Linked DNA regions of Homo sapiens: region 1 is linked to region 2. The links are chromatin loops, found by intact Hi-C in ENCODE. Cell type or tissue: MCF 10A. All regions are shown on one strand. Each heading gives the region's core, and the rest is flanking DNA. Links, peaks and the distances in the headings are about the cores only. Region 1 overlaps LINC01622 (long intergenic non-protein coding RNA 1622). Region 2 has its middle 30 kb from the start of LINC01622.

The links. Peaks named below come from ENCODE experiments on the same cell type or tissue, not always from the same donor. Only the 100,000 strongest peaks of a DNase experiment are listed, where the experiment ranks them.
Region 1: a loop joins it to region 2, with 2.6 times the contacts of the local background. A loop is called at or near these places in 1 of 110 quality-filtered maps.

What each region holds. Positions count from the first base shown.
Region 1 is chr6:1,074,647-1,091,224 of GRCh38, forward strand. All of the region lies in intron 1 of LINC01622 (long intergenic non-protein coding RNA 1622), which reads right to left. Among named protein-coding and RNA genes, the nearest start is that of LINC01622, 18 kb to the right of the region's middle. In MCF 10A, for the core only: no CTCF peak of the experiment used is centred there; a DNase peak (open chromatin) is centred at 8,075.
Region 2 is chr6:1,122,605-1,139,182 of GRCh38, forward strand. No RefSeq gene overlaps it. Among named protein-coding and RNA genes, the nearest start is that of LINC01622, 30 kb to the left of the region's middle. In MCF 10A, for the core only: no CTCF peak of the experiment used is centred there; a DNase peak (open chromatin) is centred at 9,267.

The sequences.
Region 1 (16,578 bases), core at 3,600-11,599, 50 kb before region 2:
TCTAGTCCAGAACATGACATAGCACGATGTCTAAACTTACATGGTCCTAAAAGGCAAATTGTCTTAAGTCGATGAATGTCCCCCCCTCCCCAGCCCCAATGTAGCCTTGTAGTGAATCAGCGACAGAACAGTCCAGGCTGGACATGGGAATAGACTATTTCACTAGAGTCCACGCTTCCCCTTCTGCCAAGAGATCACCAACTGCACATACATCAGGGTCTAAGGAGCATCTAGCTTAGCAGCCCACCAAATTGTTTGGGCTGTGACATGACCTAAGTCACTTGTTAAATTGATAGCTCATTGATTTCGGTAACCTGGTGTTGAGAATAAGTGAAAGCACAAGAGTGGGTACCTTTTGGGATGCCCAGGCCTCTTCTGCAAACCCTCTTGATGATACAAGGTATGGCCCCCATGGTGCAGGGAGTCACAGCCTCACAGCTGGCTGGACAAATCTTGGACACTGGCTCAAGTCCAGCCAAGTAGCTTCTCCATCCCAGGAATATCAAGTTTGGCCAAGAAATTTCTGGTTATCTTTAGATACCAAACTTATTCAATCTGTCAAGCCATCAAATTAATAAATATTTATTAACCTGATATACAAATATGAAGGTCCTTCTAAGTTTTTGACCCTCTCTGAGGTGTGAGGATTCTAGAAATGAGATGATCTTCTGGGGATGCCCACTAGGAACTAAGCACACCAAGAAGCAAGCAGAGAAGGCTGGTTTGCAAAGAAATGCTGGAAAATGTACAATTCCCCATGTTAAGCCTGAGAGGAGAGACCTGGGGTAGGAGGCAGGGAGGACAGGAGAGAGCCCCGCTGCTTCCAGCCCCCTTCCAGCTCCTGCACCTGCCCCTGGTCCCAGAGGCTTCCTGTGTATTTCTGGTAAGGCTTCCTTTTACTACGCTGTGGTGGGGTTTGGCCCCTTAAAACCAAACAAACTCTGGCCAAGGCAAGCACTGAATTTATTCTGGCAATAACCCACAGATGAGGAATTTAAATGTTGGTTAATTTGTTTAAATCCACTCTTCTATTCACAAAGCATGCTCAGAATGTTTCTTCTTTCAATGGTTTTCCCAGGATTGCTATCTAATGGAACGTGGTTTCCTGTTGTACTCCTGTTAACACAAGCAAGGAAGAGCACTTTGCAGGAGGAAACACACGAAAGTCAGGATTTGTGTTTCCATAGCCTCCTAGTCTCCTAAACTCTTGAACATTTGCTATATTAAATAGCAAAGACAATAGGAATACAGGGCTAACTACCAAATATATTATCTACCAAAGCTAACAAAGTCTATTCAGGTAACTATTCAAAGTCGAACTTCAAAATCATTTAGTAACTATTTATCTGCCCCACCAGTCTCCTACTCAGGTTATTTCAGTCTGTTTGCAAATGTGTGTAAAGTTCAAAAACATTCCGGTGAGCTTGTTTGATTCTCCATGGACATAATGGTCCTAGATTTTCTACTTTTTTTTTTCTTTTTTTTTTTTGCAACGAAGTATCTCTGTTGGCCAGGCTGGAGTGCAATGGTGTGATCTGGGCTCACTGCAACCTCTGTCTCCTGGGTTCTAGCAATTCTCATGCCTCAGCCTCCTGAGTAGCTGGGATTACAGGCGCCCACCACCACCCCTGGCTAATTTTGTATTTTTAGTAGAGATGGGGTTTCGCCATGTTGGCCAGGCTGGTCTCGAACTCATGGGATCAAGTGATCTGCCCGCCTCGGCCTCCCAAAGTGCTGGGATTACAGGCATGAGCCAATACGCCCGGCCCTGCTGTTCTTTTATAATTGGGAGACTTCGAGGTTTGGTTGATAGAGCGCAAGCTTCATGTTCCAGAAGTTCAGGAAGTAAAATCTAGGTTTAGAGACAACGGGGAAGAGGCTCCAATGCCTAGTTCAGTCATGTAGGAACCAGAAAGACTCAGAGCTCCTGCTGCGCCCAGGAGCCCAGCCTCTTGCACTCTGAGAATTTCTGGGTAGAAAGCAGAAGAGGATTCCGGACAGAGGGCAGGGAGGTAGGGCAGAGACCTTGTTGGGCGGAGAGCAGCCCTCCCACAGCTCATGGGAGGGACACAGCCCTACTCCGCCCTGGCCTCTGGGAGCTTCTAGAAAGCAGAGACCCAGACCTGGCTACTGAGCAAAGCCCATGTCGAGGTGTTTAGAGAACATTATACACTTGTCTTCTTAGACCAGGTGTCAGCAAACTGCTGGCCACAGACCAAATCCAGCCCCAGGAGCCCAGTGTTTTTATAAATAAAGTTTTACTGGGAAACAGCCAAGCCCATTTGCTTGTGGATGGTCTGTGGCTGCACGGCAGAGCTGGGTATTCGTACAGCCCAGCCCACAAAGCCTAACATCTTTACTACCAGGTCCCTGACAGAATAAGTTTGCCAGCCTTTTTCTAGACCTATGCTGAGTAATAAGCATGAAAACAAACAAAATTATTGCAAGGGTTCTAGTACTTTCTTCTTTGTGACTAAACCTACTTCAGACGTTCACAGGAGTGGCAAGTTAGGTCATTCTGTTTGGAGTTGGAGTGAAAATGTTATCAGAAGCCATACCCTTGATCAACACTGACGGCTTTCTTAGATAAGCTACGAACTTGTTCTCAGGCTCCCCGCGGGATCTTGTGCTTCTCTGGGGTGCGTGCAGCCACTGCTGAGCTAGGCCAGGGTTGCTGGGCCAGGGGGCCCAGTGAGAGCTGCTAGCTGCGGGCTGCTAGGCTGCGTAGGCAAGCTCCTGCTCCCACCACGGGTCTTACTTCTTTGTGACATTAAGCTCACTTTCTCCGTTCTGCTTTGTGTTAAGACAAAAATATTCCAAAGGGCTGCTACCCTAATATTCCCAATAACTCTATAAGCAGAAAAGAGTTACAATTCTCCTTCAAAAGGGCAGAACCAAACCAAAAATTGTGTTAGGCGCTTATCTGAAACAGAGATGAATAATGCCACCATTAGGAAACAGTGAATAGAAAGCCTCCTTTCAACATACGTGGTGCGATTGGGAGGATATTCAAGTCATCAGGACATATATTGCCCAGCAACTGGAGAAAAAATGTTCCTCCCAGACAGTGCAATAGAGAGAAACACTTGATTAAACACACTCTGGGATGAAACGGGGAAATTGCTGGCAGCCGACATCACTGAGTGTTTGAAAGAGGGGCACAAGATTTATTTATTCTGTGTTCTCCAACTTTTCTGTCATCGAGGAGCCTTCTTCAGCGTGGACCAATCTGGAATTCACTGTGCCTACCCCGGCCATAACCACAGCCCCTACTGCAACGAAGCACCGATGGCCAGGCAACAAAGAAACCCACAGTTCCATGAAGATAGAAGCATGTTTCCGGGGCAGGCCAGGCAGCAGTCCTTGAACAATGTTTTGAAGGCAGAGAAATGGTTCTCTGGATCTGGGCAGCACACAGCTAACGCTGCTCTACATGTGTAGGTGAGAAAGACTCAGGCCTCGCAGCCTGAACCAGCAACTGGGGAAGAAAAACTCAGAAGGCGCAGCAGGAAGGACGGAGCGCCACGATGGGGGGAGCAGTCACGGGCGATGAGCAGAACAGAACGAAACACGAGCTCTGCACACAGCACAGAGCACAGGAGGACAGGCCTGGAAGCCTTGAGAAAGGGGCCTAGAAGGAAAGACAATGCCCCAACTGTGGGATTTATTTCCCACAATTGCCTCATTTAATTAATCGAGGTATGAAGGCATGGTGTTCTCTTTCAGACATAAGGATACAGTCATGTTGGTCTCTGTTAAATCCCAAGCAGTGGAATCCCTTTGTTGCTTGTGACAACTGTAGTCACATCCCAGGGGCTGACAGTGCTCGTGGGTAATACTGCAAAAAACTATCTCGGGCTCAGCCCATCTGGAGGTGCCGGCATCGTACAGTCACTGTGTACAAGACTCTGTCCCTGTCTTGCGGGGCTCACTTTTCCCTCTGACAATAATTAGTTCTTCATCCCGATGACCCAGGGTGTGGATTTTCTGCAGATCTTACCACTCCTGCTCCTTTGGTTACTCAAAAGTTTGAGACCAACTTTACCCTTCTGCCTAAGGGTAAAGCCAGGACAGCAGATAGAGGAGAGGACTCCAGCCAGAGTCCTGAAGGGCTTAGCAGCTCTTAGGAAGAGACTTGCTAAAGTTGGCTCTATTGCTTATTAATGAAAACAATTTAACTAGGTTCAATAATATTGAGTGTAGCAAGGCAGGAAAATATACGCTGATCACTTTAGAAAAAAGTGTGCAAAGACTTGAAACAAAAAATGGAGATTTTGTCCAAGCCCCAGGAAGACAGCAAGAAAAGTGAGACAGACTCACTAAACTCATTTCCCGTATCAATTATTGCATTCCAATTTTTCTGTCAAAGGTATTCATTACAATTTATGTTAACTTATGCGTCTGTGTAGGCTAATATCATTTTCAGGCCTATTTCTAACAGTTACAGACTTTTAAAAATAGATGCCATGGTAGTGAATTGTTCCTCTTAAAAATGTACTTAATAGGCTGGGCTCAGTGGCTCTTGCCTGTAATCCCAGCACTTTGGGAGGCCGAGGTGGGCAGATCACCTGAGGTCAGGAGTTCGAGACCAGCCTGGCCAACACAGTGAAACCCTGTCTCTACTAAAAATACAAAAATTAGCCGGCTGTTGTGGCACGCACCTGTAATCCCAGCTACTTGGGAGGCTGAGGCAGGAGAATCACTTGAACCATAGGCGGAGGTTGCAGTGAGCCGAGATCGCGCCACTGCACTCCAGCCTGGGCAACAAGAGCAAAACTCCGTCTTAAACAAAACGAAAAGTACTTAATAACGTGGTTTAGGGGAATCTTCATCCCCGAAGCCTCTGTCCTTCAGATGCTTTACGCTGGGCTGCTCTGTTCCAGATAGAATTGATCCCATCACTTTTGTGTAAACACATCAAGTGTCTAGGAGCAGAAAGGCTGGCTACTCTCAGAGAGTCAGGCCTGCCAATCAGACCATGGGAAACCCTCAGCTCATGCACCACTGGACAGGCCTGGAGTGAAATCACTCAACCCACTCGTTAGAAAGGCCCAGCAAGTTATCGCAGCTCGGCTCCCTGTGCTATCTCCGTGATACACACATTACATATGCCAGGAATGTTTATCCAGCAGAGAATGCAACACCAAGCCAGGGTGTCTTATCTACATCAAATTCACGCTAGCCTACTAAATTAAAAAACAGAACATATTTTCTCCTGTATCTTGATTTAGAAAGTACTGATTAAATACAATAAAAAAGGTAAGTAGTCCTTGTCACGCAATCCTCAAATAAGAGCCACAAACGTGGAAGATATATCCAAAGGAACCAAATTAAAGGACTGGAGAAAGGTAAGAAAGGGACTATGCTTCTTATGAGTTTTATTTTCCTCAGTTACATTGTTTTAACTTATTTTATGTTCGAGGGTACATGTGCAGGTTTGTTACATAGGTAAGCCCGTGTCACGAGGGTTTGTCGTACAGATTCTTTCATCCCCCAGGTACTAAACCCAGTACTCAACAGTTATCTTTTTTGCCCCTCTCCCTCCTCTCACCCTCCACCCTCAACAGTGTCTGTTGTTTTTTAAATAAAACTTGCACTTCTATCCCTAAGTATTTTCTGACGTTGCTGCCCAGGACCCCTGGGTAGCTTTTAGACTGGATGAGCAAAGACCAGACTGAATAACTAAGTTTCTCCTGCAAGCCAATGGGCCTGGCCCGGGACGTGGAATCCACTGACTTTCTCTTCCTATCAGCAACTTTCCCCACAACGCTGATGGATCTGGAACCACTTCTAAACCCGCTGCCTGTTTGCGAGGAGGGCAGACCACTGACGGTGGGAAGGATGCATTTCCCCAAGCCACGGACCACACTGCCGAGGCCCTGACTGTCCTTTCCCGGACCCCTGCCTGGCACGCCTGGGAAAGGTTTACCCTGGGGGCGGGGGCAGGTTGGCGCCAGGCAGCTTGCAGAATGTGTGCTCGGACCCCGGGCATCGCGAAGTGTGCGGGCCGTGGGCCCCGGCTGCACCGCCAGCCCCTGCCTGGCCACCCCACCGCTTACTTGACCTCCAGGAAGCGCCTGAAAGAAAGCGAGCTCTGATATGTGCAGCTCCAGTGTGTTTCAATAAGCTGTTTTCAAAGAGTTTGGGTGCCTCTTCAGACTAAGCCCGTTCGAAACCTCCATCTTCTTTCTAGGGTTTTCTTCAACGGGGGCTTAGATGATAAACGGAGACCCCTGTTCCCTACCGGTTGAAACTGTGTCTGCGGCAACAGTAAGCACCCGGCCGAGACACCCACACCCCCATGTCGTGCGCTCAGGACCAGGGAGCATGGCGCATCACGGCCAGCCTATTGCCAAGCAGGTTCCTGAGCTGTGTAAGGTCATGACTCTGAATTTCTGTTGCAAACATTTCAGACTGTGAAACTCTAAGAGATATAAAAGACTAGGGGAGAGGGAACCAAGCGAAAGGGGAAAAGGTGTTAATATTTACCTCCATTATCATGAAGAGATTATCCTGCCCTCTGGTACACTGGGACATGGTAATTGCTCAAGGGTTTAACTCTTTTTCTTAATGTGAAGTACCAGTACGAACCAGTTTTGAGGTGTTTGCATTAAAACTGCTCTGCCATTTGAAAAATCTGATCAAGAGATCCCAGCTGCTCAGCTGGTGGAAAGAACCCCGAGTTCATGAAATTATTAGGGTAATCTAAATGAAGCTTAATAGCACTTAGCACTTCAAAGCACACTGAGCACATTAACTAATTAATCGCAGCCTTACCCCTTCAAGGTACATAAATGGCTATTATCCTCACTTTACAGTTGGGATAAATGAGACCTAGGTAAGCAGGAGTAGTTGCCCTGGGTCCCGAATGAAGTCAATAGCTCCAGTAAAGGCAAAATCGGACATTTCGGAGTCGCCCGTCTTGGCTGCCTATCTGCTCTTCTTCCCACATTTTCTTTCCTTCTAGAGCTTGGCTGAAAAGCTTCACATTTGGATTTGGAGAGATTTCAAATCTTTTTCCTACATATGACTGTTTATGACATAGATACTTTAAAACCAAGGGAGTCCAAACTGATTAAAGTTATAACAAATTGGAATGCTGGAAAGTGCATGTCATCAGCCAAGGAAAGAGGTTAGTCTGATTAAATAATCAGTTTCATCTGGGTCTGTTTATGCCATCTGTTGCAAAATGTTTTCCAAATTGTGTAGTGTGCATGCAGGATCTCACAGAATAGGAATATCAAGTGTTATAACAAAAGTAATATGTTCTTACTTTTCCTAAAAAAAAAAAATGTAAATCTTTCCCAATGTCCCTATGATATAAAACACGCATGGCAACGACATCATAACACAATACTCAGAAAATTGTAGCCGCCTTTAACCATGACATTTCCCCAAATTAATAACTGCACACTAACGACTGTGTAATAAATCTGTAAACTTTTTCAGCATTGCTACTTCTTCAGCACTAGACCTGATTGTTTCTAAAACCTCTGAGACATATAACTTCTGATAAAGGGAATAATTTTTCTGGCAAAGGAAATATTAGAACAGGAAGTGAGTCTTGAAGTTCCTGGCTTCAATCCATTAAGGTGACAGGCAAGAAATCTGAAGGCAGAGAAATGAAGCAACAAGAACAAGGATTCTGGTCCCCTCGTTCTCAAGCCACTGCTTACACAGATAGAAGGGAAGCTGATTACCATGTGCACGAGGCCTGTCATTTCACAGACGGTAATCTGAGGCAGAACCAGGAGCAGGACCCAGGCGTCCTGGTTCTCAGGTTGATGCTGTTTCCATTCCACTCTGCCCTGCTGGCTTTGTAATTCCTTTTCCTTTATTTGATTTAGTGAATTGTTCATTTCATTTCATGGTTTGCTTGAGTGCCTTCCCCAAAACACCACCGTAAGTAAATCATTGCAAAGTGGATAATATTTTCTCATGGGAACAATGATAAAAATCAGGGATTTATTTCTAATCAAGGAGGCAGCATCAAACAGATCCTATACATGAGCAACACCAGTCATAAGGCAGGGATTAAGCAACCACAAACCTCAATGACCTCATGTGTAAAGTAGGCATAATAGAGGGATATCTCTCAAGACACTGAAGGATTAATGCAGACAACGTGGGCAAAGCACTGGGCGCAGATCCTGGCAGTTAGCAAGGGCTTGGGAAGCACCGGACTCTCTCACTCGCTGTGAGTTATGCATTGGCACTCACATGTTTTGTTGGCTTATAATCCTCGCACGGTGTTAAAACCTAGGTGCTGTCATTATGCCCACTTTACAAATGAGGAAACAGAGGCCCGGGGATGCAAAGTACCTTGTTAGAGGCTACATAACCAGGAAGCAACCAACCAAGATGGCATTTCACCCCAGATGATTTGACTTCAGGGTCTGTGCTTTGAACTCTTATTTCACACATATAGTTGACATATAATAAATACTGTTAATATTATCACTTCACTTAAATAGATGAGTTATTATCTGTATCACATAGAGTAGATGTACTATGACCATTATTTCCCAAAGGCCTCATTTTACTATAAAGTAAGCAAAACACATGAAAATAGATGCCAATTGAGCATCAAGGTGGCCCCAAACTAATTTTCAGGAGTTTTCTGTCCAATAACTGAGAGGCGCTTTATACAATGTATGACCCATAGTATCATAACATACTACTGTACAAGAAAATTGGAGCTCATTTCCTTTTTTTTTTTCTGAATAAATTTCTTACTCAACAGGCATCATCTAAAAATACTGTGTGTGGCTGGTGCTCCATACTGGCTGCTATTGTTAAGAAGGACATTTGAGCGGGCGTTTTGCTGGTGAAAAGCATGTGTGTGTGTTTGTTTGTTAGTTAATTGTGAAATATTGAAAGTGTATAGAAAAAGTTAGAAAATACAGTAATGCACTCACATATACTTCCCACTCAGCATTGTCAAACCGTAACATTTGATACATTTCAATGTTGTTTCACTGAAACACAGGGAAAAAGAATAGAGGGGAAATTCCTTAACCTGGAAAACACAGCTACAAAAATTCCACAATTGGGCCCAGCGTGGTGGCTCACGCCTGTAATCCCAGCACTTTGGGAGGCTGAGGCGGGCGGATCACCTGAGGTCAGGAGCTCAAGACCAGCTTGGCCAACATGGTGAAACCCCATTTCTACTAAAAATACAAAAAAATTAGCCAGGCATGGTGGCACATGCCTGTAATCCCAGCTATTTGGGAGGCTGAGGCAGGAGAACCAGTTGAACCCGGGAGGCAGAGGTTGCAGTGAGCCGAGATCGTGCCATTGCACTCCAGCCTGGGCAACAAAAGTGAAACTCCGTCTCAGAAAAAAAAAAGGAAAAGAAAATTCCACAATTAACCACACCCTTCGTGTGTCATATTCTTTAAAGCTGAAAACAAGACAGACATGCCCACCTTGCCTCCTGTGTGCAGGGACTGGACTTGGGGGACCTGACAAAGATGAGAAAACGAATAGGGCAAGGATCCCAAAGGAAACTATGGAACTGTCATCATTCCATCCGGGGTGGTGGTGGGTTTCGTTGTTAACTTCTGATTTAACTGGATATTAGCTGGAGAATCTAGTGCGTACTAATTCTTGTATTTTGTCTTGTTTTGTTTTTCTGGGGATGGAATCTCACTCTGTTGCCCAGGCTGGAGTGCAGTGGTGCAATCTCGGCTCACCGCAATCTCTGCCTCCCAGGTTCAAGCAATTCTCCTGCCTCAGTCTCCTGAGTAGCTGGAACTACAGGCGCCCACCACCACGCCCGGCTAATTTTTTGTGTTTTTAGTAGAGGTGGGGTTTCACCGTGTTAGCCAGGATGGTCTCGATCTCCTGACCTCGTGATCTACCCGCCTCAGCCTCCCAAAGTGCTGGGATTACGGGTGTGAGCCACCACACTTGGCCCTAATTCTTGTTTGTTATTGAGATTTACATTCAGGCTAGTTCTTGGTCAATTTTAGGCAACGTCCCGTGGGGGCTTGACTAGAATGTGTGTATTCTACTAGGGGAATGCAGAATTGCCTATATACAGTTAATAGCGTCAACTTTGTTAGTTGCATAGCTAGAAACAGCATAGAAATGCGCTTGCTGTGCTCTAAAACCTTTCATTGCTAATGAATGAAGGGGATAGATTGTATAACATCACACTTAGGAGTGTGCTGTGTGCCAGATCATACACACCCCAGAAGGCCCAAATTGTCACTGACTGTCCCTCTCTTGAGCATGGGACATCGCCAAGAAGGAATTACTCCATATCCAAATAAGCCACATGATCATAGAACTAATTTGTTCCTTTGGGTGGTTGAATTTCCTCTATAGAGATCCCAGGAGGCAACATGAATCCCTCCAGGGCTGGACTGCACAGCCTCCATTGATACCCTCCAGTGACGGGGCACTTGGCCTCTGGTGACACGTCCCCTGGGAATGGGAACTTACTCTGTCATCTTTCAAACCACCTTAAGTGGCTCCAGAAGGGCCAGGACAAAATCCTTGACTTTTTTTTTTTTCTGGCATTATTTGCCAATTCCTTTAACAAATATTAATCAAGCACCTGCTGTTCTAGCCCCTTGGAGTAAACAGTGAGCAAAGCTTTGAGGTGCCTTCCCTCACAGAGTTTATTATAATTTAGGGATAACTAAGTTAGTAGTTTTTCCATTTTCTCCTTGTAAGCCTGTCAAGTTTTGCTTTAAATACATTGAGATGATGTTACTAGGGTTGAAAGAAAATAGAATTGCCTATTTTCTTATTGTTTAGTGCCTTAAAAATTCTTAATAATGATGTTTTACCATAATGTTAAGCTTGTTATGAATATAGCTTCCCAGCTCTTCTGAATCTGCATAGTTCACCTCCACGTGCTGCAGGGCCATTGACGAGAATTCCCGGGGGAGACTTTTGTCCACTCCCAGTCCAGAAAAGGCAGAAAGGCCCAGTGTTACCATAGCTGTTTGATGGGAGGCGTTTCCTTTATGCTGCTCGCTCACTGAGACAGCAATCCCTAATGGCCCTGGTGAGAGGCAGGATTCAAGCACGGTTCTCAGCGCCCACCTCGCTTACGCTGAGCGGCTGCAAGCCCAAGCTCTACGTCCCTGGGATGCCACCCACCCACCCCCAGCCTGCCTCAGCCTATGGGCTCCTTTTTCTATTCTGATCCCGGAAGCAGCCCATACTTTTTTGCAAGCTCAGCTCCACATTTAAAAAGATGTTTGCTTCCGTCTCCCATGCTTTGTCCTGGACATGCAGTGAGTGAGAGTGAAGCTTGCGTCTTCTCTGTAGACCCAGCCATGTTGCTTCCTTCCTTTTCTCAGCTTATTTTCTCCATGGAGCTGGCCCCAAGGTGCCATGAGCCTGAGACTTAGGAGAAAGTAAAAGGCACCACTGAAGACTAAATCTAGGCTACGTGCTGCAGCTGAGATTGGAACCTGTGCTTAGATGTGAACTTCCACATGGGTGCTTCCTTGAAGAGTTGAGCACTCATTCAGACCTTTATAAATTGCCAGATCCATTGAGTTTACCAGCCTCTCTGAGATCACAGGCTCAGGAATCAGATGACTGGGTTTCAAATCCTACCACTTACTAGCTAACTTGTCTGTGTCTTCAACTTCCTCATCTCTAACTAAACATAGTAATTCCTAACTTATACATTTGCTGCAAGGATGGGGCTCAATGGGCACTGGGATAGATTCTACAACACCACATAGTGCAAACTAAGGAATGGCATTTACTGGGGAAATTTAGAAACTAGGAGTCAGGCCCCAAAGGCATAGGGGTCTCCATCTTCTCATAATCCTATGGAAAACTGAACCAATGCAAAGACAAAGCTCTTTGCCATGCAGTGGGCTGCAGTCCTGACCTGAGTGTCCTATCTCCTCGAAGGATGAACACGAACACCACTTTCCAGTAAGGAGACAGGGGGACCACTCGATTGCCAGGCCGTCGGGGTCTAGATGCCAGCAGAGCTGAGAAGGCATCTGAGGAAGGCCAGCTGCCTGGCACCCAGGGAACATGGGTCCTGGGGAGAGGGGCAGCTCTCCTCTTGGGGAATGTTTGCGGCTGGTCCTGTGGGAAACTGAGTTTAGGTGCACATCCTCCTTCGAGGAGGCGGGGAAACTCCAGTTCCAGCCAGCTCATTTCCTAGATCATGTAGACTGAGATCTCAGGATCATTTTTTGAATAGTTCTGCTTGTTGGCCCATGGAGAATTAAGCAAAATAAAGCACATAAAGTAGTTAGTATAGTATCTAACAAGTGCTCACTATATATTAACTGTTATTGTTTTAAAAGGATGTTTGCTAACATTTTCCTAGCGCTTAGAGATATCTGGATTTGGAGAGGTTTCAGATTACTTATCCACAGCATTTCTGGAACCAGAGGGCTTTCCTGAGAAGCGTTTGTAAAAGCAGGAACAACTTAACTTTTCTTACCTTCAGTCTCTCTCTTCTAAGTTTAGTCAAAGCTAGACTCAGGATCAACCCTCCACATCCAAATGTCCTAGGTCATTTGGGACCTGGTTAAAGGGGGCTTCAAATCACCTTGTCCACACTTGCTGTGGCAGGCAGAGTTTAGCAGCTTGAGGAAGCTGAGGCCTGAAGTATTTTGGTTTATCAGGTAACTCTGAACCTTGAAAACGCCAAACATGCAGATTGCCTGTGTGCATTTCATACTCCCCTGCAAAGCAGCTCCTCGCTTCACAGGAAGAGGCGGAACTTAAATCCAAATACAGTTACAGTGTTTATATCCTGGGCTGCACTAGTTAAAAAGAACCTAAGATTTATGGCTCTTTTAGATCACAGAACCAAATCCCAATACCTCCTGTCAGATCTTCTCTCCTTCCAGAAGCAAGTATTTGGGGATTATAAAAAGTGATGTTATGGATGATGTCTCTTAAAATATCAGATCGACTTGATGGCAGGACCTGCTGTTCAAATTTCTTTAGAGACACCTCCTCGCTGCCCCGCCCTTGCCTCTCTCCCGACGAGTGCCAGCCCATGCGCACACACGCACAGGTGTGTGCCCAACCATGTGACTTCCCTGCTACCTCCAGACTAAGCGGGCATTTCCTTTACATGTGCTGTTTTCTCTGCTATTGTCTCCTTCCATCATCCTTTTATTTTAACATATGTTTACTAAATGCCATTGTTCTAGAAACATTGAGGCATATAAAAGTGAATAAAACCAGCAAATAAATTCCCATCCTCGGCCAAGCGCGGTGGCTCATGCCTGTAATCCCAGCACTTTGGGAAGCCGAGGCAGGCGGACCACCTGAGATAGGGAGCTCACGACCAACCTGGCTAACATGGCAAAACCCCGTTTCTACTAAAAATACCAAAAATTAGCCGTGTGTGGTGGTGGGCACCTGTAATCCCAGTTACTCAGGAGGCTGAGACAGGAGAATCTCTTGAACCCAGGAGGCGGAGGTTGCCGTGAGCTGAGATTGTGCCACTGCACTCCAGCCTGGGAGACAGAGGGAGACTCCGTCTCAAAAAAAAAAAAAAAAATCCCCATCCCTAAGGACCCTATATTCCAGTGGCTAGTCATCATTACTGCTACCGTCCATTGAGTATCTGCTGTATACCAGGCTCGGTTCTAGCTGCTTTACCTATACATTATTTCTAATTTGCATAACTTCTCTGAAAGTTGAATTATCAGCCCATCTAACAGATGAAGAAGTTGAGTCTCACAAAAATTAATAAAGCCCCAAAAGTGATTCAAAGCTACATTCCAAAGTCTTTGCTCCTTTCCTGCCAAGGTGGAAATCTTTCACCTGAACCAAACAAGTGTCTTGCTGACCTGTGAAACCCTTACCCTCCCTCCTCCACCCCTGTACCTCCCACATATCTGCACTGCAGTTCTGAGCTTCTCACCATGGTAACCTGTGGACACACCAGTCCCTCTCTGAGCTACTGAAGGTACAGACCATATTCTACTCATCGTGGTTTCATCAGTGTTTGGCACAGTACAAGATCAAATTAAAATAAGCAGATCCTGAATTGCTAAATGAATGTTCCTTATATAGTGCTTACTCAGCTTTTAGATTTATTGCCATCTCTACTTCTGTACCATCTGCAGGGACGCCGCCCGTTGAGGTGGTAGAGATTGGCTTAAGGTTGTACAAACAGAGATTGGAAACTTCTTTCCCTGACTTGTTCTCATTTTACTGTCATATTTGCCAATAAGCACTTAAAATGCCAACTCACACAGCTGGGTGGAATATCTTAAGGAAAGTAAATGAGACAGTGTATACATGTAAGATGATATACAATAAAAGATGATACGGAGTAATGTGAAAACAAAAGATAGTATTATTACTGTTGTTTAAGCAAGCCTCAGGCCTTTTAGCTAGCAAAGCTTCATCCAGTAACTGCTCACTTTGTCTTAAGCACTGTAGTTTTATTCTGAATGAAAAATATATTTACATACCTCCTCTTAAAATCATAGTTCAAGTTTAATTCTCAAGATCAAGATTTATTCTGCTTAATAAAACTCATTTCTAATTTTTTTCTAACCTAATAACTGGTGTTCTAAATGCTAATCTTCTTAGAATGCACTTCTCCTCAAATCCAATGTGTCGCCTCTCCCAGTGAATCACTGGCTTAGAAATAATGATGGCAAACCTATATTACATGCTTAATAGGTGCCAGGCACCCTTGTAAATACTTTTCAAGTGCTATCCTCTTTGAATTCCAAATTCGTAATTTAGGCACTATTATTATTCCCATTTCAAAGATTAGGAAATAAATGACAAGAGGCATAAGATGCCTAAGAGGCCACACATCCGCTAAGTGACAGGGACTCGATCTGAACCCAGGAAAGCTCATTCTGGAGCCCACATTTTTATTTTTGAATGACTTTAGTTTCTTTTCAACATAGGTAACACATCACCTGGTTTAAAAAAAAATTCTAGAAGGCATGCTGTAAGGAGTCTTGCTTCTACTCTGGTCCTGCCTGTTTTCTCTTTGCCCACTCCTGACCCCAACTCTAATACGCAGTTGACAACTTTTAGTAGTTTCTGGAATATACCTTTGGAGATTTTAATGAAAATGCAAGCACATGCAAATATATGCTTTTTGTTTCTTCTACCTTCCTTCCACAAAATGTAGTATGCTCTACACACCTTTTTTTCTCTGTTATTTATATATCTCATAGCTCTTTCCATAGCAGGATACAAATCCTTCTCATTCTTTTATGCTGCATATTCTGTCACATGACTGTGTCATGATTTAACCAGTTCAGGATTGATGGACACTTTCAGTTCTTGTCTATTCACACAGTACAGTCATGAATGATCTTGATGTTCATCTTTTCCTATGTGTAAGTGTATCTGTTGGGTAAATTTCCAGAGGTGGTACTTCCAGGTTGAAAGATTCTTGATTTTTCAGCTTTTATGATTTCGTAACATTCCTGGATTTCCCTTCAATTAGCACATTTTCCTGCAGATTGTGTAAACATCTATTTATTCTTATGGCCTCATCTGCAGAATGTGCTGTCACACTTTGAATTTTTGCCCATTTTATAGGTGATAAAAGATATTCTCATTGAATTCACATTTATCTTATTATGGATGAGGTTGAACACCTTCTCATACATTTAGGGCTTGTTTATTATATTTTATAAATAAGCTATTCTACCCTTTGACAATTTTTCAATTGGTTTGTTGGTTTTTTACTTAGTGAAACTAGAGATATTCTTTTAACTATTTTGCAGTAGTGATTCCCAAGAAAGAGTGAAGACATTAATAAAGGAAATTGCCATAAACACAATAGGTTATCAAAATTGTTTTAGGTACAAGTTAAAAGACTTCTCTGGTTACTTTTGACTTTAAACTCTATCATATGAAATAATGTATATCAAAAGTTCTACAAACTCTAGTCTGTTAGTTATTCATTATTATTATTTTTTTTATTTTTATTTTTTTGAGATGGAGTCTCCCTCTGTCACCCAGGCTGGAGTCCAGTGGCTCGATCTCAGCTCACTGCAAGCACTGCCTCCCAGGTTCACGCCGTTCTCCTGCCTCAGACTCCCGAGTAGCTGGGACTACAGGCGCCCGCCACCACGCCCGGCTAATTTTTTGTATTTTTAGTAGAGACGGGGTTTCACCGTTTTAGCCAGGATGGTCTCGATCTCCTGACCTCGTGATCCGCCCACCTCGGCCTCCCAAAGTGCTGGGATTACAGGCGTGAGCCACCGCGCCCAGCTGGTTATTCATTATTATAATAGACAAAACATTTAGAGATGATAATGTAAAACTCTAAATAGCTAAGATTCAGACCCCAAGAATTTCACTAACAACAGGTCATTGATCTACTCTAAGAACCTTTCATCTGTACTCAACTGATCAGTGACCTTTTCAATAATGAGAAAATAAAAAAAATTAAAAGCCTTTTCTTCTGTCATATTTCCTGAAGTGTGTGACAATTAGTTTTAGTCTAGATCTCTCAAATACGATGCCATTTTTCTTTTTTAAAGCACTCACAGGACTCATTAACAATCAACAGATCATCTCCTTAGAAACATAGGCTCAGGAGTTACCCATAGAAACCATCCTAACCCTTTAGAGTATTTCTATCTG
Region 2 (16,578 bases), core at 5,146-13,145:
TCAGTTTCTTTCAAAACCAAATCCTTCTTTCTGTGCAGAGTATTTGAAAACTGTACCATGAGCCTGGAAAATAGTGATCAGACTGGATACGAAACATGGTAAGGCCAGTAAGACAGTTGAGGAAGGACAAACGTGTCACTGTGTCCCTCAAAATGGGATTGAGTCTGCCATCGATAAGCAGGAAAAAGTCAAAATAGACTCAAGGTACACACTGATGTTTCACTGCAATGTGTCAAAGTGGACCCAGTGCCTGACTTAAATCAGCATAAACATTCAAATAATGCAATCACTAGTTAAATGTAAATAAGAAGTTAAGGCCTTCTATTTTTTATATGCAGGATGTGAAAGTGAATGGACAGCAGTATCCATCAATGGAATTTTTTTTTTAGCACAAGCTATTTGTGAAACTTTGTACAGGCTCTACGAAAAGAAGGAGAAAGATTTCTGTGGTTGAGATGCTCAGATTCTAGCTAGAGATACCCACTTTTAATGAATACTGCAGCAGAAACTGCCCCATCCCCCCAGTACTTTTGTCTTCCTCTTGGTAATAAAACCCCCTAAGTTTTAGCCATGCATATGGCTGCCAGGTCAAAACAATAATAAAAATACATTAACCAGCCTCCTTTGCAACTAGATATGGCCAGATGCATTAAATGAAGGGCAATGGGCTGTGAGTAGGAGTGAAGTGTAAAACAGTGCACAGTCTCCCATAAGAGAAAGATCCTTCCTGTGGATTCTCTCCTGGCCCCTTCCCCTTGGTTAGAAATGGCAATGATACCGCCATCTGGGAGGTCACAGGTTGAGCATGACAGAGCCACCGCACCAGCCCTAGACCACTCACCCCTGGACTGTGACCACCAGAAAGAAATTCCATCCTAATTAATTCACTACATTTAGAGTCTTTCCTAACAGCAGCTTAGATTATAACCAAACTAGTTAAAAGACACAATTTCCTAACAGCAATACCCTGCTGTGGGAGGTAGAAGGGATGAGTAAAGGTCAGGAATTAATGATGGGTAGACAGGGAGCAGCATGGGCACAAGTGATCCATGAAAGGTGCTGCTAAGCTCAGACTAGAAGGGTGGGCAAGACCCAAAAGGGGCTGATAGGTAGAACTCAGGGGCTCTGTGAGCTCTTCTAAAGGGGTTAACAAGAGGGCAATCCTAGAAGGATGTGTGGACTGATAATGAACACAGTACAATGCACATAGTAGGCACCGAGCAAATATCTGAGTGAGGCCCATGTGGGGCTCACATGATCACCCAAGCACGCAGGACACCATCCTACAGGCAGGTGTAAAGCAGCTGGTGGCATGGTGAAAGCAGTGCTTAAGGAAAATCAACTTGGCAGAGGGGTCATGTGCAATGGGATGGGAGTTCTGATTGGCAGAGGTCATGTGCAATGGGATGGGAGTTCTGATTGGCAGAGGGGTCATGTGCAATGGGATGGGAGTTCTGATTGGCAGAGGTCATGTGCAATGGGATGGGAGTTCTGATTGGCACAGGTCATGTGCAATGGAATGGGAGTTCTGAAAAACATTTAAAAAACTAAGCAAAAAAATTCTGAAGGCTAGGGTTATAGAGAGGGCAGCCACATTATTTATCATCCAAACTGGCACACACTTGGGTGCTGTTAATGATTACGCTGGAACACCAGGCATGAAGTGGGACTTTCTGAGCAAACTATGATGGATGGTTCACTTGGAAATAGATAACTTGAACGTCCTTCTCAGGTTGTCCCCCCTGGTTTTCAATAACCCTTTTGGCAACCCCTGCCAAGACTTTTTCTATATGGACCCGATCCAGGATCCATCTGAACCGGCTGAGTCTGTAGGCTTGGGCACGTTTGGTGTTCTATGCTCCATTGTGTTGGGTGAGAAAGGTGAGTGTTTCTCAAGGATTTTTCCTCACCATTTGCTCCTCTTTTGTCTATACAGGAAGTAAACACTGGTGATTTTTTAATCACCTCCTTTCACCACCCTTTCTGGAGCAGTAGGCTTGGTACTTTTGAAAAGCAACTAAAATTCTGTGTTTGCTTTTTTTCTCTCCCCATTCTATTGATAGAAATAGACTGAAGTCCTTCCAGTTGGCAAGAAAGAAAGACGACAGTGTCATGGGGATTGCACAGGCCAGGAGGAGGTTGGGGACGTGTGGATGGCACTTGGGAAGGAGTCACCTGTGAAAAGAATGACGACCATGCACAGCTCCCCTAATTCAACACAGATTAATTGGGGTATTAATTCTACTGTTGAAATTTTTCACCTCCCTCTTTAAAGTATTCCACATTAACAAGCTTTCAGCACTGAATCCCGCAGAAATGTCTTGAAAGGGATTTACCTGGGTTCACAGTTCATGATTCCACAGATGTTAGTAGCCTCAGCATTTTAGCAAACAAACCCACACACCCCCGTTCTCAGGTCTCTCTTAGAGGTAAATTCCAAGACAGGGAGGTAAACAAATCGCTCCCCCCGGGGGCTCCCATGGACCAGCCTGCACTGCCTCTGGTGGGTGTAAAGTCCTTGGGGAGCTTTCAGGATGAAGGGCAGGTGAAAACACGTTCCAGCTGCTGCCCAGGAGTCGAGTATTTACCTGTTGAAGCCCAACAGATTTAGGCTCATGTTTACACCCTGTGCCACCTAATGGGATTTTAATGCATTCCAAGGCTTCACAGCTGCCACCTACCCTCAGTCCAGAAGGGTAATCATTGTCATATAGAATGTAAGGGACCCAATACACCTGGTTTTGACCCAGATCAATCAGTCATTCTATAGTTGTAGAAGCGGGTCCTGGAAAACCAAGGGAGTGACCCAAGTTTGCACAAGTACGGGTGGTGCCACGCTGTGGGCTTCACCAAGGCTGGAGGTCTGAGCATGTCGGAATTGGCCGGACGAGGGGTAGGGATGGGAAGTCAGGAGGTGAGGGGGACCTCTCCAAAGAATCCAGGGATATGCCACAATGGCGGGTGAGCAGGTGGTGACTTCAGTGACCACAGGACACTCTGGTCTGGCTGCTGGCCGGGAAGTTAGCAATAGAGTAAAATGCCAATTATCTGTTGATTCTTTCTGATTTAAAAACACAAAGAACCATCATTCTCACCAAATCTGGGTCCTCACAGCCTGTGTATAAGGGGGAAAGGCCCAGAGAAGTTGCTGATTTAAAAACACAAAGAACCATCATTCTCACCAAATCTGGGTCCTCACAGCCTGTGTATAAGGGGGAAAGGCCCAGAGAAGTTGCTGATTTAAAAACACAAAGAACCATCATTCTCACCAAATCTGGGTCCTCACAGCCTGTGTATAAGGGGGAAAGGCCCAGAGAAGTTGCTGCTTAGTTTGGCGACCTTAAGGGACCCAAACTGTCACTTTAAGTTCATATCTATTGACTTTCCCTTCCTGCACCTGTCTCCAATATTATTCAGCCTTGTCTTTTATGCAAATGCCCAAACCAGAGGGTTCTGTCTCAATGTCTGGCACACGGTATATATAAAAGTGTTAACTTGGACAAAAATTCAAAATGATCACACAGATTCATACTCTGTTCAGAAACATACTTTTTTCTTCCAACTCAGCTCTGGATACCGTGTAAAAAGAGGAAAGCGTAGGAGCTACAGTGGGGGCGGCCCCTGGGCTCTTATTTATAGCTGCACTAAGAGAGACCTCATTTCCACCCTGAGGACATGGAGCATCACTGGGGGAGCTACACGGGACCTGGTGGGGTTCAGGTGGTGCCACGCCCTGGTGACATCTCCATGCACAGGTACTGGCATCACTGCATGTACACACATGTATACAGACACAGACTTACTACTATGCTTTATACTGCAACTCACGCAGACTTAGAAATCAAACTACAGCATAAAGAACAAACAGGCTGGGTGCCGTAGCTCAAGCCTATAATCCCAGCACTTTGGGACGCTGAGGTGGGCAGATCACCTGAGGTCAGGAGTTCAAGACCAGCCTGGCCAACATGGTGAAACCCCTGTCTCTACTAAAAATACAAAAGTTAGCTGGGTGTGGTGGTCCCTGCCTGTAATTTCAGCTACTCGGGAGGCTGAGGCAGGGGAATCACTTGAACCCAGGAGGTGGAGGTTGCAGTGAGCCGATATCACACCATTGCACTACAACCTGGGCCACAGAGACTCCAGGAAAAAAAAAAAAAGGGAAGAAGGAAAGAGAGAAAGAGAAGAAAAAAAAGAAAGAAAGAAAGGAAGGAAGGAAAGAAAGAAAAAGAAAGAAGGAAGGAAGGAAGGAAAGAAAGAAAGAAAGTAGGAAAGAAAGAAAGAAAGAAAGAAAGAAAGAAAGAAAGAAAGAAAGAAAGAAAGAAAGAAAGAAAGAAAGAAAGAAAGAAAGAAAGAATCACATGAGGAAGAAGGACTGAAGCTCGCCAGCTCCAGGACGAAAAGATGAACACATCTGAATAACAAGCCTGGCTGTAGGAATTCTACCAACTAAGCCTAGAAGGAAAAATGAGTTGAGCTGTGATGTTTTCATTGTCTGACAACAGAATTTGCACATGACGAGAGATTCTTTTTCTATAAAGCTAAAGTTTCAGGTGGGACTTGACATACTGGGACTGAGATGGAAAGAGTCCCGTCTGCTGGATCACAGGAGGGGCCCTTGCTCACTTTGCCCATCCAGGCCTGCGCACCGCAGTGGCCTGGAGAAGAGGTCTGGGTGTTTTAGACAGAGAGCAGCACAACTGCCTACGTGAACAAGCAGCCGCCCCTGCCTCTGCACTCACGGGCCTCTGTAGCTTTAGTAGTCCCACTGTGATGCCAGCCTCAGGCAGATGGGTCTGTGTTTCTAAATCAAGCGAATTATGCTTCCTCCACATATTGGCTGTGCATTTTCTACAACCAAAACCATAATGACCAGGAGCCAAATTATTTTCACGGCAAATAGAAATGGAGGAAAATGAAGACCGTCTGAACCCCTATGTACTAGTCATAGTTCTTGGTGGCAAATAACAGAAATGGATTCTGGCTAAAGTAGTGAGAAAAAAAGGTTTCCTGGAAGGCTATTGGGTATCTATGAAATCACCAGGAAGGCCAAGAAGCAAGCTTGTGACATTCGCAGGAAGCAGGACCATCTGGGTGGCCGAGGAGAGGCCAAGGACCCGTCCACAGAACCATTCCCTCTCACAGACGGCCTCCTGCCAGCTCTGCATCTTTGCACCTCCTTCTGTGTTCAGAATCTCGCACGAGCCATCCAGCTGCCCAAAGCTGGCCCCACATCAACATGCCAGGGGAAGGAAGAGGCCATGCCTGGCCCCTTCAGGGTTTTACAAATGGACACAGCACCCTGCCCACCACTAAGATTCATACATTGAGGAGATCCCCCTCTCCCTACATGCAACATGCAGAATGGAACTCCAGATGCTGGCCAGTGAAGCAATACCATCAGCAGCAGTAATGACAAAACCTAACAGTTGTCCACTGCAGGAAGAACCAATGAAGTGTGTGTGTGTGCGTGTGTGCGTGCATGTGCATGTGTGTGCGCATGTGTGTGCGCACGCATGTGCGTGTGTGTGTGTGTGTGTGTGGTTTGGGGATGGGGCTGGGGGAGTGCCAGCAGAGCAGAATACTGGGGTAGGAGGAGCAGGGAGGGAGAGACAAAGAAAAAGGAGAAAAAGAGAAAATGAAAGTCAGAGACCAATGCTGTCATTCTAAACTTTCCATGTACCATATGTGATGTTTTTCAGATTAGGGAGTTGAGAACATGCAGCAAATATCCTCGAAACTGTGAATGGACAGCGCCCTGGATCATAAGGAGTAGAGACACCACTGACCACTCTCACTGCGCCATGGTCACGTCTTTCAGGAAAGGGTGGTGTGACCACGAACTGCACGTCTGCTACAGGGCAGGGCTGTGGGCTTCAGGGCATGACTGTAAACAAATTTCAAAAATTTTAGACACATTTCGAAAAATGTGAAGCCCTAATGTCCATCCACTTCTGGATATCATTTCACATCTATCGTATCTTTCCTACTTTTGAAGACTACTGCAGTTGAAATCTTGTAAATTCTACCAGAGGAGAACCCTGGGATGGCCTTTCGTGATATGAAGATTAAGCAGCCATATTTTACTCATCCCAATCGCAGAGCTGTTTTTATTATACATTTATGCATCCTTTTGTAACATACATTTTGGGAGTTATCCAATGGCCATCCATTTTGTGAACCAGTTTGGCCCAGCTTGTGTCAAGTAGTTAGAAGCTGAGAAAGAATGAAAGTGCACAATTAGTCACAAATTCTCCTCCAATATGTGAATAAGAAATTAAGCACCATTTGCTGATGGATCATCAATAAGTATTACAGAAAACGTAGGTGTTGAGAAGCCACATGGCTCATTTGACATCACACAGCGGAGGGAAGACAGGACTGGAAACCACAACCTGATGTCTGGATGTTACTTTTGTGGCAGCTGTAATTGTGATTATCGTTACTTCTTTGTCCCTGGTACTACATATTTCATTTTATAACACATAAAAGTAATTTTATAGAAATGTCTTGGAAGCGTTCCAAATGCAGTCCAAACACAGGGGAGAGGGTGACTTAAGTTCAAGATAAAAGCCACTAAGACCTTCCCCATAGCCTTGCTACCAAGAGAGCTGGCCCTTCATGGCCAAGTATTCCCATCCGGCTCGCTAAGCACATGCCTCGTCCCTCCCTTCCCAGCCTCTCATCCACACATCTGGAAAGCCTGTTCTCCCAAGTGAACTTGGTCTGGCTCAGGAATCTTGACATTCCACTCAAATGAAAGAGCGTATTGTTGAAAACTAGCTGCAGAGAGACACATAGACAGACAGGGATACAAACAGTGTCATCGCGTGATATTTCACATCTAAGAATGGAGCTCAGCAGCAACACACCAGACTGGCGGGGGTGGGGGTTTGGGGGGTGGGACGTGGTGAGAAATGCAGTCCTTTCAAATTACTCCTTGACATTCTAGAAGGTCTATCCCAACACACAACTGATGTTTTGATTGATGAGCACCCTGGGGCCTTTGCCCCCTTGGAGGCCTTGAGCTCAGCCTCCAGAGAGGATATGAAGATGCCACTTTAGGTGCACCCCTGGCTCCTGAAGCTCACAGTCCTGGCCGAGACGCCCAGTTTCCTTCTTCTTTTCTCAATTTTTTATTTCATAATAGGATTCCTGGCCAGGTACAGAGTCTCACGCCTGTAATCCCAGCACCTTGTGAGGTCAAGGCAGGAGGATTGCTTGAGCTCAGGAGTTCAAGACCATCCTGGGCAATATAGTGAGACCCTGTCTCTACAAAAACAAAATTAAAAGAAAAAATTAGCCAAGTGTGGTGGTACATGCCTGTGGTTCCAGCTACTTGAGAGGCTAAGGTGGGAGGATCTCTTGAGCCCAGGAGTTCAAGGCTGTGGTGAGCCCTGATCACACTGCACTCCAGCCTGCACAACAGAGCAAGGCCTTGCCTCCAAAAATATATATAATAATAAAATAACAAAAAAAATGCCAGAGAATGGCACGCACAGATTGCCTTCAGCATTGAGTGTTCACGTCCCGGAATTCACTGAAACATGGGAACCTAGGAGTGACCTGAGGAGCCCAGCCTTTCCAAAATGGAAATGCAGCTGGCGACATGAAGAACAGAAACACCAACTGCATGGGGCCTGGAAAGGCATCTCCCCTTTACTCCACCATCATCACAGCTTTCCCGAGGAGAGAGGGAATGGTTGAGGCCATTTGACTATTGTTTTTCACCAGGACCACCTCCCACCCGATGGAGGCCACAGGCTCAGCTGACGTCCTAACTATTGACGGTCATCTTTGACACACACATCATATGTGGTGGGTCAGCTGTGGAAGTAGGGGTGGAAGTAGGGATTTCTTGTAAGACATGCCCTGGCAGCTCCCAAAGAAACAAAGGGCAAATGCTGCTTTCTCCGGAGTTGTGGAGAAGCATCTTCAAGCCTGTAGCCCTCTCCTGAAGCCAGATGAAGGACAGGTGTTCCAACCGCATGTTTTTATGACGCTGAGTTTGGATCTGTTTTTCTCCAGACTCACACTGAAACCCTTCCTCCAAGGGCTCTCAGCCCAACAAGATACTGGAAAAGAGGTTTGAACCCAGCTCCTCTAGTTCCCTATTGGCCTAACTGTTTAGTCAGAGCTGCCAGCACCATCGTTTCTGGAAGGAGCTCCTGGTGGTGAGGCTGTGCTAGAACCTGGAGAGAAGGGGCCCTTTGCCTCACCAGCAACACAGCTTGAATCCCAGCAGATGAAGGAGATCCATGCAGTCATCACCGGGTGTTCTCTGCAGCCTCGGTGACCCTCAGGGGAGCTTCCCGGAAAGGCAGGCGCTGCCCTGGAGCCTCTTTAGCAGGAGCTGAGCACGTCAAGTCTCAAGTGTGAGCTTTAAGTTTGGCCTGAGCTATTCAGCTGTAGCCACTTAAACAGAGAAAAACCTGACAACTCGTCACTAAGGCAATAAGTCAAAAAGCAACTTTTGTAAAAACCTAGTGACATAAATGCTCTACAGGGCAAATCAGATACTGCGGCAAATACAGAAGTAAGGCCCACAGCTACTGCCCAGAGCAAGCTCTCCTACACCTGCTAAGCCCCCTCACCCAACCCTCTGAGGCGGGGCCAAAACCTGTGGCCAGACCCAGGAATTCTGGTCGTTCCTTGATGGAGGCCAGAGACCTGGCCAAGGTCGTTAGAGTAGACTCCGTGGAAGCACAGAGTAGAATCTAAAAGCAACTTAGATTTGGATCTTCGGGAACAAGTAAGTGCACCTCAGATCTGGACATAAGCCCTTTCTGGTAGCACTGTTTTCTAGAAAGAAGACTGTACTAAAGTTCTGGATAACTCTCTCCCTGCCCCCAGTGACGTCTCAGAGCAGCCTCATGGACTGACTTGACCAGGCTCCCAGGCCCCCTGCCTCCAGCCCAGCTGTCCTTCCCTCTGTCCCCAGGGCTCAGTGTCTCTCTTTCTCTCTCTCCTTCTTTCTCTCTCTCCAACTGTTGTTTCCTGCTCTTCTACTTTCTCCATCTTCCTCCCTCTCATCTTTCCTTCTCTCTTATCTCTCTCTTCCTTTCACTCTCTATCTTTTTGGCTCTCTCCTGCCTATCCTCCCTTCCCTCTCCTCCTCTCTATCTCTTCATCTCTCTCTCCTCTCCCGTCTCTGTCCGTGTGTGTGTGTCTCTCTCTCCCCAACTCACGTTTCTCCCCTCCCCCACCCTGCTCCTAGTTAATGTTTCCAGTTAATTGACGTGTTGTTGGCCTCTCAGATTGGCATGATTCAACAGCCCTTCCTGGGGCTCACATGACAGGTCCTGCATGTTAGTCACAGAGCACTAAGAATGCCCCAGAGGAGTGGAGACCACAGACAGGATTATTCTCAGCTCTGACATGCACGGCATAGCACTCAGCACTAAATAAACTTGGGAAGTGTTCACAGTGCCGCAGTGTGTATATAGCACTGCAGCCTCCAGGCCAGAATAATTACACATGGACTTACAGTTTAGTTTACATTTAGAATACAGAAGGGACAAAATTCTTGCCTTAAGATCTATTTTCAGTGTTGACTTAGATTGAGACTTATGAGAGATGTGTCTAGGGCAGGGGGGTGCGTGCATGTTCACAGAGACCTAGAGGACCTACCTGGCCTCTGAAATGTTCTCACCTCAACCCTAAATGTACACCTGCTTCTACAATTAGAAGTTCATCACTTGGGCTTAAAAATTAAACGTAAGGGTGTGGGTGGGGGGCAAGGACGGCCTATCTCCCACCAAGATGTAAAAACTCCTATTTCATCAAACGCTTCTTTTTCAGAATAAAAGCATCCCCCTGATCTTTTACTGAGATTTGCTTTTTCCAGCAATGTCAGCAGTCAGGCCTGCACACTTCATGCGTGAGACAACAGGCTCCATAAGGGGGGAGTGGGCAGTCCAAGGCCAGCAGGTTTAGGGAAAGCAGGTCTCCTGACACCCCCAGCAGGCATTTTCCATCATAGCACATTGCACGTGGATTTGATAGCTCAATCAAAACATGCCATAGAAAAGATACAATTTATAAACGATAATGCCTAGAAGTAGATTCCTGAGGTAGGAATATCACTAAAATTTGATAGTTCAAAAGAGTGCAAAGGACTTCCAGGTTCTGGTAGCAGAATAGCAGCTCCTATCAGACTAAATCTCTTGGAAGTAACAGCTATAAACACTAGTCAAAATATTTTTAAAAAACAACTATCTGGAGGCACTGGAGAGAAGCAGGCAGAAGTAAGGGGAGTCCACACTTGGAGGAAGGCACCACACTAGAGAGACAGTGTTTGGAGTTTCCGTCCAGTTTAGTTAACTGTCTGCTAAAATGGAAATTCAATACTCTGCAGAGAAATATACCATAATTCAGAACCTCTACAGCAAATCATTTGCAACATCCAGAACAGGATCCAAAATCAGATATTCGAAGAAACTGAAGGGGAGTTTCAATGAAGATTGACCCAGAATCACCTAGATGTTGTAATGAACAGATAAGGATTTTTAAGCTCAGCTCTGGGACATAAAGGAAATTATACTTGTAATTAATGAACAACTAGGAAAGCACAGCCAAATGGAAATTCTAGATCTGAAAATACAATATCTAAAATGAAAATTTTACTAAATGGGCATAACGGGAGAGTGCAGAGGTCAAAAGAAAGATTCAGTGAACTTGGACTTCAATCTATAGAAATTAACCAATTTGAAGAGCAAAGAGAAAAAGGGATAAAAAGAAAGCGAGCGAAGAAGCCTCAGCAACCAAACCAAAAGCTCTCAAATAGATGCAGTGCGTGCGATTAGGGTTCTAGAAGAATGTTTGAAAAGTCGTGGCCAAATATTTTCCAAATTTGCTGAGAAAGAAATTCACATATTCAAGAAGCTCAAAAGAGTACAAAAACTTTAGAGGGATAATTTATAGAACACCCATATTAAATACTTATTAATACTTCTTTCTTGGTGTATCACTAGAACAGACGATTCTGTGACTGCCTCAATGTATTACTGCTTCTAATTAGACTTGAGGTTATCACAGAAACCAACTTTCCCTCACATTCTCATCCTTTTTCTTGTTCTTATAGAATATGATCAGAACACTTTCTTTTAGAGTATAGCTGTTCCTAAATTATTTTCATTTAACATATAAGAATGTTTAAGTCTATATTTTTAATTGATACATCATAATTGTACATATTTTGGGGGTACAATGTGATATTTTGATACATGTATACAATGTATAATGATCAAATCAGGGTAATTAGCAGTTTGTCACCTCAAATCTTTATCATTTATTTGTGTTTGTAACATTCGAAATCCTCTCTTCTAGCTATTTGAAAAAATACAATAAATGGTTGTTTACTATAGTTACCCTACAGTGCTGCAGAACACTAGAACTTATTCCTCCTCCCTAGCTGTAATTTTGTATTAATTAACCAACTTCTCCCTATCCAATCTCTGCTGCTACCCGTCCTAGCCTCCAGTAACCACTAGTCTACTCTCTGCTCCTAGACATTTTTGTTGTGTTTTTTTTTTTTGAGACAGTCTTACTCTGTCACCAGGCTGGAGTGTGGTGGCGCGATCTTGGCTCACTGCAACCTCCGCCTCCCGGGTTCAAGCAATTATCCTGCCTCCGCCTCCTGAGTAGCTGGGATTACAGGCACACGCCACCATGCCCGGCTAATTTTTGTATTTTTAGTAGAGACAGGGTTTCCCCATATTGGTCAGGCTGGTCTCGAACTCCTGACTCGTGATCCACCTGCCTCGGTCTCCCAAAGTGCTGGGATTACAGGCATGAGCCACCGTGCCCGGCCTACTTTCAAATTTTTAAGCTTCCACATATGAATGAGAACATGCTGTATTTGTCTTTCTGTGTCTGCCCTATTTTACTTAACATAATGTCCTCCAAGCTCATCCATTTTGGCATAAATGACTGGATTTGTGTTTTTTGGTGAATAGTATTCCATTGTATATATGTACCATGTACCACATTTTCTTTATTCATCTGTTACAGTCATTTAGGTTGATTTCATGTGTTGGCTATTGTGAATACTGCTGCAATAAACACATAAGTGCAAATGTCTCCTCAACATATTGATTTCCTTTCCCTTGGATTGAAAAGAAATCCAAATCCATACTGGGCATATACCCAGTAGAGGGATTGCTGGATCATCTGGTAGTCCTATTTATAGCTTTTTAAGGGACCTCCATACTGTTTCTCATAATGTTTTCCTTTTTCTCTACATCTTCACCAGCATTTGTTACTTTTTGTCTTTTTGTTATCCTAACTGGGGTGAGATGATATTTTACTGTGGTTTTAATTTGAATTTCCTTGGTGATTAGTGATGTTGAGTATTTTTTCATATACTTATTGGCTATTTGTACATCTTCTTCTGAGAAGTGTCTATGTGGCTCCTTTGCCCATATTTTAAGCAGATTATTATTATTATTTGCTGTTGAGTCGTTTGAGTTTTTGTATGTTTTGAATATTAATCCCTTATTAAATAGTTTACAAATATTTTCTCCCATTCTCCAGCTGTCTCTTCTCTCTTTTGATTTTTCCTTTGCTGTGCAGAAGCTTCTTCGTTTGATATAATCCCATTTGTCTGTTTTTACTTTTGTTGCCTGTGCTTTTGAGGCCTTAACAAAGACAAGACTATTGTTTCCTCAGTGTATGTTCTTGGACTCTTTGTTGAAAATCAGCTGGATATAAATACGTGGATTTATTTCTGGGTTCTCTCTTCTGTTCCACTGGTCCATGTGTCTGTTTTTACGCCAGTACCATGTTGTTTTGGTTACTTAGACTTGCAGCAGACTTTGAAGTCAGGTAGTGCGATGCCTCCAGCTTTGTTCTTTTTGGACAGGATTGTTTTGGCTATGCAGGGTCTTTGTGGTTCCACACAAATTTTAGAATTGTTTTTTCTTTTCCTGTGAAGAATGCCATTGGTATTTTGATAGGAAATTTGTAGATCATTCTGGGTAGTATACAAATTTCTAATGCATTTCTAAACTCTAAAACAAACATTTGAATTTGAAATGTTTTTGAACTTAAAGACATAACGTGGATTTGTCAGCAAAAAAAGTAAGAATTCAAGATGGTATTTTAAAAAAAAACCTCATATCTTTTTTCTTTTCTTTAGCCTTCAGTTTATTCCACAAATTAATAAGTAGAATGAGCCCTGAAACTTCAGTGACTCCTCCCTATAAAAGCGACATCTGAATTTTGCAACCGGCGAAGCTGGGTCATTGAATTTTTATGGCCTATTTCTCCATGCCTCTGATGTAACACAAAGGAGAGCTGTGTCTCCCAGTGCTTTGTCTTGGGTGCCAGAGATGGTCTCCTGTCTCAGCATCACCCTTCTGTCTCTCCTGGGAGTACACATCTTCTGAATTAGCACTTAATGCCCAGAGCATGCCCAGGTCATCTAGAGAGTAAAATTGCAAAATCACATCAGTTCTCTGGACATCATTACTTTGAGGAGGCATGTCTGGCTACTGAGCAAATAGAAACCAGTATACAGCTCTCCAGACATTTCTCCATAACCAAGAGGCTAAGAGCCTTGCTGAAGGCCTTCATTCTCAGTTGCTCGATCCTTTCCAACAGACCAGAAATTAGCCTTTCAACTTAGGTCAATGATACACATTTGTTTGGCCAACAACGCAGGCAGTGGAGTGTGGTGCAGGCTCTTGAGAATCGATCTACACTGACAAGTGATCCTAAATTGCTGCTGCCAACATCAGTTCTACTTTTGTGGGCTCCTGGTAGAAAATATGAAAACCAGTCTTGTCCCTCTCGATAAGTATCTCTATTATTATCATCGTTATTTGGAGGAATTTTAAAAACGTGCTGTGTTTTGCAAAAGGGTGCAAGCTGCCAAATGCCCTGCATGAGATGGAGGGTTACTCATCCAGCACTGTCAGTTTTTCTCATTGACTTTGGCAGAAAGGTCCGTTTCAGCAGGGAAGAATCAGCACGTCAGCTGAGACATGTGATCTGTTCTCAGCGTCACTGCTAGTGCCAACTCGTAGGAAATTAGGCGCCTAACTTATTAATAGTGATGAATCCATTAGAGTTGACAGGCGCCTGGCTGTGCTGCCGCGGATTAACTGTGAGTGGTCAGAAGCACTGTTGGTGAACAAGTGCAGAGTCAGATAATTAGAGGACCTGCTACTTCTCTCCAGGCTGTTCCAAAATGTAGAGTTTAGGAATTGAATAGACAAAGATGCATACAGTGTCTGAGATTAATGATCTGAGCTAAAATTAGAAATATTTATGGCTTGGCACAAAACCTTAAGTTACTGTAAAAACAGAACATTAAAAAAAAACCCCTTTTACAACTTGGCATAATTGGACTCCTCCTTTTTGTTTGAAACACTTTCCCTTAATGGCATGGGGTATGCGACAGAAAATGCCAGAATTCCACCCCTGGGTTGGTCCGTCTGTTGGCGGCATGCCCACCTGCTTTGAAATCTAGTTAATTGAAATTACCACACAAATACCTGAATGATTTTGAAAAGTCATTAATGTGTTTCAAGCCATATGCGTACACTTAACAAAGATAAGGTCACCACTTTAACAGGACACAAACATGCCTTGAGATGGGGGCATGAACTGGGTCTGTGGAGACGTTTACAAGTAGGTATATGAGCAGGAGCACCGAATGCCCTCCTGTTTGATAAACACAAAGCAACTCAGAACCTGGCTGAGCGAGACACTAAGTTTTGTCTGCAGTGCAGTGTGGCATTTTGTGATTACCTTAAATAATATGACTTTCTTTATCTACAGCAAACAGGATTTTATTTATTTATTTATTTATTTATTTATTCATTCATTTTGAGATGGAGTCCTGCTCTGTCACCCAGGATGGAGTGCAGTGGCATGATCTCTGCTCACTGCAAGCTCCCCCTCCCGGGTTCAAGCCATTTTCCTGCCTCAGCCTCCCGAGTAGCTGGGACTACAGGTGCCCGCCACCGCGCCCGGCTAATTTTTGTATTTTTAGTAGACACGGGTTTCACTGTGTTAGCCAGGATGGTCTCGATCTCCTGACCTCGTGATCCATCCGCCTCGGCCTCCCAAAGTGCTGGGATTACAGGCGTGAGCCACCGCGCCCGGCCAGCAAACAGGATTTTAAAAAATAGCTTATGGCTGTGTATAATCAAGTGAATTGCAAAAATCCTTCAGAGGGATATTACCTAATCGCAGCATCTTCAACTCTAATGAACCCCCCAGTGGTCCGCTTTAAATCCTGGTATCACTCGTTCTCGGTATATTCAGAAATTTGAGATTATAGAATTTGTAGCACAGGAGAATAATTCGTCTAAAGGATACAGAACTGGAAACAAAAGTTTTACACTGCAGAATTGTGTGTAAACTTCAGCTCTAGTAGTCAAGTGTACTGTTTTAGCTCAGTTCTAGGAGACTTTGGAAACACCCAGCAAAAGGGGAAGTGAAGGATAAAATGACTTCTTTAAGATCTATGACCATGTGGACTGAATACATCCCCAGATTTGAAAAGAATATTCTTGTTATTTGAAGGAGTCAGAAATGACCCAAGTTAGAAAGGAGGTGGGCCGGGCTCAGTGGCTCACACCTGTAATCCCAGCACTTTGAGAGGCCGAGGCAGGGGGTTCACCTGAGGTCGGGATTTCGAGACCAGCCTGACCAACATGGACAAACTCCATCTCTACTAAAAATACAAAATTAGCTGGGTGTGGTGGCGCATGCCTGTAATCCCAGCTACTCGGGAGGCTGAGGCAGGAGAATCACTTGAACCTGGGAGGCGGAGGTTGTGGCAAGCCGAGGTCACACCATTGCACTTCAGCCTGGGCAACAAGAGCAAAACTCTGAGAAAAAAAAAAAGAAAAGGAAGGAAGGAAGGAGGTATTTGGAATCAGAAAATATATTTTTCAAAACACCGAACAGCTAAATCGCCATTGTTCCTCTGTTGTACTATAAATTCCAAAATGCTGCCAAGCTGCACTTTTTTTACACCATAGATTGGATGATGACCTAAAATAAAAAATGTTGTCAGGTCTTTCCCACTGCTTAACTGTCCACCTGCCTGAACTACATTATTCTGTTAGGTGGTCTCATCATGCCCTGAATTTCTGTCCTTTTTGTATATAGCTCCCGCCTGTGATTCTGTACTAAATGCAGATCTTGCATTCCTAGAGCTTCATGCGGGCAGGGCCCGTGTCTGCATTCTTCACCAACATATCCCACCTTGCACAGTTAAGTATTTTTTGAAGAAATGAACGACATCTCTTAAAGACACAGAACACCGAAGCAACAGAAGCTCTTTCCTTAACCAGTTGCTTCCATCGGCTCCACCTATAATGAGAAATGCTTAGAGCTGATGCTGCAGTTTGGACAGGTGAATGATGAAGATTGTGGATGGGCCTTATTTCCAATTGCTAATAGTAAAAGTAAATACAAGAATATTTAGCACCCAACAAAGTAAAGTTTCCAACAAAGATTAACAGACCTATGCAAAAGCAGGAAAACATAATTATTAATAGAGTAAATAATCAATTAATTGAAACCAACCCAGAACTGACATATATTAGAATTGGCAAAGATATT